2 separate regions of the Homo sapiens genome follow, and region 1 is linked to region 2. Evidence: read pairs that join two places in POLR2A ChIA-PET (ENCODE). Cell type or tissue: A673. All regions are shown on one strand. Each heading gives the region's core, and the rest is flanking DNA. Links, peaks and the distances in the headings are about the cores only.

Evidence for each region. ChIA-PET counts read pairs that join two places held together with the same protein. Peaks named below come from ENCODE experiments on the same cell type or tissue, not always from the same donor. Only the 100,000 strongest peaks of a DNase experiment are listed, where the experiment ranks them.
Region 1: POLR2A ChIA-PET joins it to region 2 with 6 read pairs; 5 of 35 experiments call an interaction of 5 or more read pairs at or near these places.

What each region holds. Positions count from the first base shown.
Region 1 is chr10:12,392,700-12,397,088 of GRCh38, forward strand. All of the region lies in intron 1 of CAMK1D (calcium/calmodulin dependent protein kinase ID), which reads left to right. Among named protein-coding and RNA genes, the nearest start is that of CAMK1D, 45 kb to the left of the region's middle. In A673, for the core only: no CTCF peak of the experiment used is centred there; no DNase peak of the experiment used is centred there.
Region 2 is chr10:12,458,592-12,462,980 of GRCh38, forward strand. All of the region lies in intron 1 of CAMK1D (calcium/calmodulin dependent protein kinase ID), which reads left to right. Among named protein-coding and RNA genes, the nearest start is that of CAMK1D, 110 kb to the left of the region's middle. In A673, for the core only: no CTCF peak of the experiment used is centred there; no DNase peak of the experiment used is centred there; H3K27ac peaks cover 610 bases.

The sequences.
Region 1 (4,389 bases), core at 104-4,103, 66 kb before region 2:
ACATTGTTATTGAGCATAGTCACTATGTTGTACAATAGATCTCTCGAACTTTTTCCTCCCAGCTGAAATTTTGTATCCTTTGACAAAAGTCTCCCCAACCCCCTGACCCCCAGGCCCAGGTAACCACCATATTACATTCTAGTGAAAAAACAACTTCATTAGAAATTTTGATGAGTTTAAACATAGTAAGCCTCAATTTTTCTTCCAAATTTTCCTAGTTTTGAAAGTATACACACACACAACACACACACACATACCCTGATCTGGACCAGGTTCTTAGCTACAACTGACTGCTCATCGACTGTCATGAATGGATCTGAAACATAACTTTTTTTTTTTTTTTCTTTTTTGAGACACAGTTTTGCTCTGTTGCCCAGGCTGGAGTGCAGTGGTGCAATCTCTGCTCACTCCAAGCTCCGCCTCCCGGGTTCACGCCATTCTCCTGCCTCAGCCTCCCAAGTAGCTGGGACTACAGGCGCCCACCACCATGCCTGGCTAATTTTTTGTATTTTAAGTAGAGATGGGGTTTCACCATGTTAGTCAGGATGGTCTCGATCTCCTGACCTTGTGATCCGCACGCCTCGGCCTCCCAAAGTGCTGAGATTACAGGCGTGAGACACTGCGCCTGGCCTTTTCTTCCTTTTTTAAGGAATACATTTTCTTTTAGCTCCTACTGAATGCAACTCATGGTGCTAGGCTCTCTGAGAGAGGCAAAAACATTTCACTCAAGGAACTCATAGTGTTATGGGTGAAAAGAATGGAAAACACGGCAAGCGTTTTAGATGTGTGTTACCACCATCTGTCCTCCTGACCTCAGTGAGATGGGGTCAGACATTTTAATTTTCTCACCCAGGGACATTCAGCGAATTAAGTGGCTGAGTTGAGCTTCAGGCCCAGCTTTGGGAGACACTCCCTGTATCCTGTAAGCAGAGACCAAATCAATGCTGTGTGAGTTTAGAGATGGAGACACCCAGCCCACCTGGGGGAAGACATGATGGACGCGTGAGCATGTGTCCAAACTTGAGGCATGGGGAAGTGTCCTGCTCTGAAGGTGGGGACGGTGGCTGAGCAGACATGCCGGCCAGAACACTACCCTGAAGATGACAGTGTTGACATCAAGGGCGGGAGGTGAAGGAAAATGGCAGCTTACGCTCCACACCTCACACGTGTGTGGGTTTTTCCTTCTCATTAAGCAGTTCTCCAGTTCTTGGACACCTGTGTGTCCTAGAATTCACCTGTGACACTGACTATGTGCAGGTATTGCAGACCCCCCAGGTTGAGGGCAGTTCCACAAGACCGCTCCCGACACCCCCTCCGCTTCAGACGCCAGTCACAAGTCCTAGGTTGCGGCTCGTGCTTTTGGCCGACTGGCCATCCTTTGAGGGTTCACACCATCCCAACACACGTTTGATCGTTTGCGATAATGGCTCACAGAATCTAGGGAGACACTTATGTTTACAGTTGTATTATGACAAATACAACTCAGGAACAGCCAAATAGAAGAGTTGCATGGGGCGAGGTGTAGGGTGGGGTGAGGTAGCAGGGGAGCGTGCCGTCCTCTCCGGGTGCCCCACCTCCCTCATATCCAGGTGTTCACCAACCAGAAACTCCCCAGACCTCTCCAATTAGGGTTTTTATGGAGATTCCATGATTGATGTAAATCACTGGTCATTGGTGACTGACTCAACCTCCAGTGCCTCTCCCCTTTCTGGACTGGCAAATTCCAACCCTCTCTCATCACCTGGTTGGTTCCCCTGGTAACCAGCCCCCCTTTTCCAAGAGTCACCGCATTGGCATAAACTTAGGTATGCTTGAAAGGGGCTTATGATGAATAACAAGAGATGTTCCTTTCACCCCATCACTCCAAATTCCAAGGGCTTTCGGAGGTCTGTGCTAGGAGCCACAGGCAGACACCAAAGATAGATTTCTTACCCTGCCACACCTGGGAGGTGGTAGCGTTGACATCAAGGGTGGGAGGAGATTAGCAAGCTGGGCATGAAGGAACCAGTGGGAAACCAGGTTAGAAAGGGGGGTAAAGGTCAGATCATGATGGGTTTTGAGTTCTAGGCTAAAGTGTTTATAGTGTTAGCTCGTGACACATCCAGGATGTGGAAACATGAGCAGAACTGAGCCTTGGAAAATGACCTCAGAGCCTGTAGCAGGGCTGTGATCTGGACCTGGACCAGTGTGGTGGCAGGCAGGAAAGAGGCTGCGTGCAGGAGGCCTTGGAGGGCAGGGCTGGGACATGGTGCTGGCCCAGGTGAGCTCACCCATCTCAGCATGGTGTGCCTCCAACTTGGGGTGCACTTTGTAGCTGCTTACTGAGGGTAAACAGTTACACTTATTTTATTTTTTTAAAATTTTAATTTTTTTTTTTTTTTTTTTTTGCAGAGACAGGGTCTCACTCTATTGCCCAGGCTGGAGTGCAGTGGTGCGATCATAGCTAACTGCAGCCTCCAACTCCTGGGTTCAAGCAGTCCTCCCACCTCAGTCTCCCAGGTAGCTAGGTGCATACCACTACGCCCAAGTAATTTTTTTTAATTAATTTTTTTTTGTAGAGACCAGGGGGTCCCAAACCCTTGGCCTCAAGTGATCCCCTTGACCTGCAGCCCCCGCCTCCGCAGAGGTTTGGGAATGGGGCTGAAATTCCCAACCCTCTAATCCTGCCTTGGTTTTTGAAGTGCCTAGCTCCCATCCTGAAGCCACCTAGGGAATCTCAGCCACCAGTCACCTCATTAGCCCACAAAAGACATCACTGTGGAGGTTCCAAGGATTGTTGTATGCCAGGAAACTTTAAGACAAAATAAATATTTTTCAGTATCATAAAGGGCCACCAGGATCAGGCTGGAATTCAGGGCTTCTGACACCTAATGTAAGTGAGGAATGTTCTGTTAGCTTCTGGGGAAAACTTACTGTAGAAGGGTTGGTTTTTCGGCCAGGCGAAGTGGGTCACGCCTGTAATCCCAGCATTCTGGGAGGCCGAGGTTGGTGAATTACTTGAGGTCAGGAGTTCGAGACCAGCCTAGCCAACATGGTGAAAAATACAAAAATTAGCCATCTCTATGAAAAATACAAAAATTAGCCGGGCATGGTGGTGCGTGCCGGTAGTTCCAGCTACTTAGGAGGCTGAGGCAGGAGAATTGCATGAACCCAGGAGGCGGAGGTTGCTGTGGGCCGTGATTGCACCACTGCACTCCAGCCTGGGCAACAGAGTGAGACTCCGTCTCAAGAAACAAAAAACAAAAGGGTTGTTAACCTCTGCCTCCTGGGTTCAAGCGATTCTCCTGCCTCAGCCTCCCGAGTAGCTGGGATTACAGGTGCCCGCCACCACACCTGGCTAATTTTTGTATTTTTAGTAGAGACAGGGTTTCATCATGTTGGCCAGGCTGGCCTCCAACTCCTGACCTCAGGTGAATCACCCACCTCGGCCTCCCAAAGTGCTGGGCTTACAGGCGTGAGCCACTGTGCCTGGTCAAAAGAGTTGTTTTTTAAGTGTTCAGTAGCCCCCGGTCCAGGGCTCCTTAACTCGGAGCAGCAGTGAATTTGGAAGGTCAGCCCCTCTCCTGCTGGGCGCTGCTGGTGTCCTGTCTTCTTTACTATTGTGTCCGCATCATTGTCCACTGTTCCTCTTGGGGAGGTAAGAACTTGGGGAACGGTTGCCAAAATCGTCATTTTTCTCGTGACTGCTGTTGGGGTTTTCTCCCTCTCAGGGCTTATGCCCAGGGATAATGGGTTCATTCTGGGCCCTCCAACCAGAGTCTTCATGAGTCTCTGGCTTAACCCCCTTTTTGCCATATGCTGTGGGGGAAAAGTAGCCCTCCACTGGAGAACACTTCTTCCAGGCCCTCTGTGATGTAAGGGCTATGTAGAAGGTATTTGATCTCTTTTCTGTTGCTTTGCTATCTCAACTTTCTGTCTAGGCTTCAGCTGAGCAGATCCTTGAAATTGGCTTAAACAAGCACTTACAATCTTCTTTGAGTTAAGATCAAGTGTGTTGGCAGCTCCTGCAGGCTGTGCCTCTGCCCTTCTCCCCGCAGCAGCTGTTGCTGGTTCAGCTTAGCACTTCCAGCCACGTAGGCTCCCCGTGGCCATGTCCACGTCCACTGGGCAGGCTCCTTGCCTGGTGTGTCAGAGCCCTACCTTCTGCTCTTCCTGAGGTTTGGGTTTTTAACTCAGTCGTAAGGAGCTGAATGAGGGGCCCAGGAAGACGCTGATTTTATGCACCATCTCTGTGTTTGGCCCACAGCTGTGTTTGTGTGATTTTAAAACAATTTATCGCTCATCTCGACTGGGCCCTGTCGGCTGACCCAGCTCCTCCGCAGCCATTGGTAATCTCCATTTTAATTAATCTTTCAAAGAAGCAGATTAAGTTGATTGCTTCCCAAGCTG
Region 2 (4,389 bases), core at 151-4,150:
TTATTATTAATATTTTTTGTAGAAATGAGGTCTCACTGTGTTGTTGCCCAGCTGGTCTCTTGAACTCCTGGCCTCAAGCGATCCTCCTGCCTCAGCCTCCTAAAGTGTCAGGATTACAGGTGTGAGTCACTGCGCCTGGCCCTTTGAACAATATTTGCACCTAGGATAATAAAGTGGTGTAAAATCTTACATTTAATCTTTTGCTACAGCAGTCAGGATTACATTTTATCATCATATTATCACTTCAGATAAGTTTCTTTCTTTCTCCTTCCTTCCTTCCTTTCTTTCCTTTTTTTTTTTTTTTTGAGATGAAATCTCGCTCTGTTGCCCAGGCTGGAGTGCAGTGGTGTGAGCTCGGCTTACTGCAACCTCTGCCTCCCAGGTTCAAGTGATTCTCCTGCTTCAGCCTCCTGAGTAGCTGGGATTACAGGGATGCGCCACCACGTGTGGCTGATTTTTGTATTTTTAGTAGAGACGGGGTTTTGCCATGTTGGCCAGGCTGGTCTCAAACTCCTGACCTCAGGCGATCCACCTGCCTCGTCCTCCCAAACTGCTGGGATTACAGGCGTGAGCCACGGTGCCGGGCCAGGATTATATTTTATCATAATATAATTATCACTTCAGATAAGTTTCAAATAAAAAAAACCACGTTATGGCAGGTGACTGTGCCCCAGCCCACTACTGTGTTGGTGGAAAACTAGAATTTAGTTGAATAAATAAAAAGTGGATTTGATCATGATAGTTTGCTTTCACAACAGTCAGGTTATTCTGGGGTTAATGTTCTCTGAATGATTTGTGACTATAACCATAGATTATTAGGTGATGAGACATTACTGTGACGAGTCTATTTTTTTCTATTCTGTAGTTTAAAAAAATTCCTCTTCACTGTGATATATTAGCTACAGAAAATTGAAAAAAAAACCCACGCATACACTCAGATAAATCACATAGCCCTCATATTCCATATGTCTTCATGACAGTCATTGTCTGAGAATCCCAGGGCGATAGCTCCATGGTAGATAATGTAGATATTTGAAACATATTTGTCTTGTGTTTATTTATTTATATTTTCTCTTCCTTGTCTTTTTAGTGGCAGACTTATCTGTCATAGTTTCTGAATTCGATGAAAGATTAATGTGGTTATTTTTAAAATTTTTACGATGAAATGATTAGTTTGCAAGAGAGATTTTTCTCTGTCTCTTTGGGTTCAATTAAATGTTGGTGAAACTTGAGAAATAATGAGCAACATGGATCAAAGCCGTGGGGAAAGGCGGTGTTATTGCTTCCAGCATCTCTAGGTCTGCAACAGCAAGAGTTAAGTTTTGCTCAGAGAATGAAGGAAAAATAACACAGACTGGGCAGCCAGATTTGCGAGTCTGGGCTTTTCCTGACAACCAGTGCAGACTATAGCTCCATCTGACATGGAACCGGCGTATTCACAAGCATTGCTAGATCTGTGATCTAGTTATGAAAACACCAGAAATCGGCTTTGTTTTCAGGGTGAAAAAAATGCAAAGTCATACAGATTCTTATTTCCTAATCATGATAAACTCCACTGTATGGTATATTAAGGAAAAGCTCCAGGAGTAGCAGACATCCTCTGTCATTTTAGGAAATGCACAAAAAGGTGGTAATGAAAGCTTGTTGTCGTATTTCCTATTTCTCTATTCTTTTTTTTTTTTTTGAAGAGATGGGGTTCCACTTTCTTGCCCAGTCTGGAGTGCAGTGGTGTGATCATATCTCCCTGCAGCCTTGAACTCCTGGGCTCAAGCGATCCTCCTGCCTCAGTCTCCCGAGTAGTTGGGACTACAGGTCTGCACTGCCATGCCCAGCTTATTTTATTTTATTTATTTATTTTTTTGAAATAGTCTTGCACTGTCACCCTGGCTGGAATGCAGTAGTGCGATCTCAGCTCACTGCATCCTCCTCCTCCTGGGTTCAAGCAATTCTCCTGCCTCAGCCTCCTGAGTAGCTGGGACTACAGGCGCCTGCCACCACACCTGGCTATTTGTATTTTTAGTAGACATGGGGTCTCACTTTGTTGACTAGGCTGGTCTTGAACTCCTGACCTCATGATCCACCCACCTCGGCCTCCCAAAGTGCTGGGATTACAGGTGTGAGACACTGCGCCCAACCCTATTTTATTTTTAATTTTTGTGGAGATGGAGTTTTGCTATGTTGCCCAGGCTCGTCTTGAACTCCTGACTTCAAGTAATCCTCCCACCTCAGCCTCCCAAAGTGCTGGGATTACAGGTGTGAGCCAGCACTCCTGGCCTCCCAATTCTTAATTGCTTAAAAGGGTTGGACTCTCTTTGAGGACTAGCTGATTCAGAGCTTTGTCAGATCTGTCCTCTTAGAATCTCAGGGTGGACTTGGGAGGATGTGATCTTTGCTTCCTGGTAGATAAAGGAAAAAAGTAGGTAGTGACTGCAGAAGGACCTCCACTCTGCCTCCTCAATTCACCTTACAGGAAGCTTGGACAGCATCTCTGGGGCTGGCCAGGGCAGTTGCTGCAGCCAGCCTGTGAGGACAGGATCGTCCTCATCCACCATTGCTGCCAGTGAGACAACCCTGCCAGAGCAGGTTTGATTTTCCATAAGCAGCTGTACTCAAGGATGTAGAAAGGCACCTGGCCACTCTGAGGATACATGTTCCGTGCTCTGCGTGTTGTGTTATCTTTCTGAATTTACTTTCTAGGCAGGAAATAAGAATAGGGTAGCAAAAGTAAGAAAGGACGAAGGGCAGTTGGGTAGGAGTCGTCTGATTCTTTAATGCTTTTTACTATTTGGGGTAGCAGTTTAAAGAAGAGATGCTTTTGGCCGGGCGCAGTGGCTCACGCCTGTAATCCCAGCACCTTGGGAAGCCGAGGTGGGCGGGTCGCGAGGTTAAGAGATCGAGACTATCTTGGACAACATGGTGAAACCCCGTCCCTACTAAAAATACAAAAATTAGCTGGGTGTGGTGGCGTGCACCTGTAGTCCCAGCTACTCCGGAGGCTGAGGCAGGAGAATTGCTTGAACCTGGGAGGTGGAGGTTGCAGTGAGCTGAGATCATGCTATTGCAATCCAGCCTGGTGACAGAGCGAGGCTTCATCTCAAAAAAAAAAAAAAAAAAAAGAAGCTTTCAAAGTAAGAATACCCAAAAGTAACCCAACAGTGGTGGAAATATTTCACAGTTATTTTTAGGTGTTCTTCTATGATGGTAGCCAAGGTATCTCTTAGAGTAGATGCCTTGAGTGGAGACCGTATTGTTTTGCCACGTATCTTTGGAGGAGGAAGTTTGTTGCTCATCACAGAAACCAAACACTGTTTTTCTTGGGAACTGTTCCCTGTTCTCTGAAACAATGAACACGCTTCTCTCGGATCCACTTCACCAGAATATTCCCACCCAGCGCTTCTTACGTCTTATATACCAAGACCCCTAACTCCCTTGCGACTCAGCGAAAGAATGAGTGCGTGCTCCTAAGAGTTTGTGTTCTGTCGAAGTCCAAATTCTGTTAATTTTATGAAAATTCACTTATTTTTCATTACTAAATGGATAATTTGAATTTCTGGCCTATGAAGAGTTTTTTTTTTTTTTTTTTTTTTTTTTTAGGCAGAGTCTTCCCCTCTGTTGCCAGGCTGGAGTGCGGTGGCGTGATCTTGGCTCACTGCAACCTTCGCCTCCCAGGTTCAAGCAATTCTCCTGCCTTAGCCTCCCGAGTAACTGGGACTACGGGCACGCGCCACCGTGGCCAGCTAATGTTTGTATTTTTAGTAGAGACAGGGTTTCACCATGTTAGCCAGGATGGTCTCCATCTCTTGACCTTGTGATCCGCCCACCCTGGCCTCCCAAAGTGCTGGGATTATAGGCATGAGCCACTGCGCCTGGCCAAGAATTTTTTTTTTTTTTTTGAATAAATGGTTATAAGCATTGGACCATATTTGTGAAGGTCTCAAGACCATCTAACAGAATTGTTGTAAAATATGACAGTAACAGGAACAACTACAAAAAAGAGAGCTGATATTTGTATATTGCTGTTAGCATGCATTATTAAACATGAGAAGGGTCAGAGTTCAGATGTGACATGCCTAATGGGCTGATATGAGTTGTGGAGCTCTCATTCTCTTTTTTCTTTAGAGATGGGTTCTTGCTCTGTTTCCCAGGCTGGAGTGCAGTGGCACGGTCATAGCCCACTGCAGCCTTGACCTCCTGGGCTCAAGCAATCCTCCCATCTCAGCTCCTGCCCTGAGTAGCTGGGACTACAGGCATGCACCACCATGCCCAGCTTGAGCTCTTATTTCTAACCCGTTAAGGTAATGGAGTCCTCTGCAGTGAAGTGGTGTTAGTGAGAATAGCTTGCAGGGCAGAGCCTAGCAGCATAGACAGAGAGCACTCTATCTGGGCTGG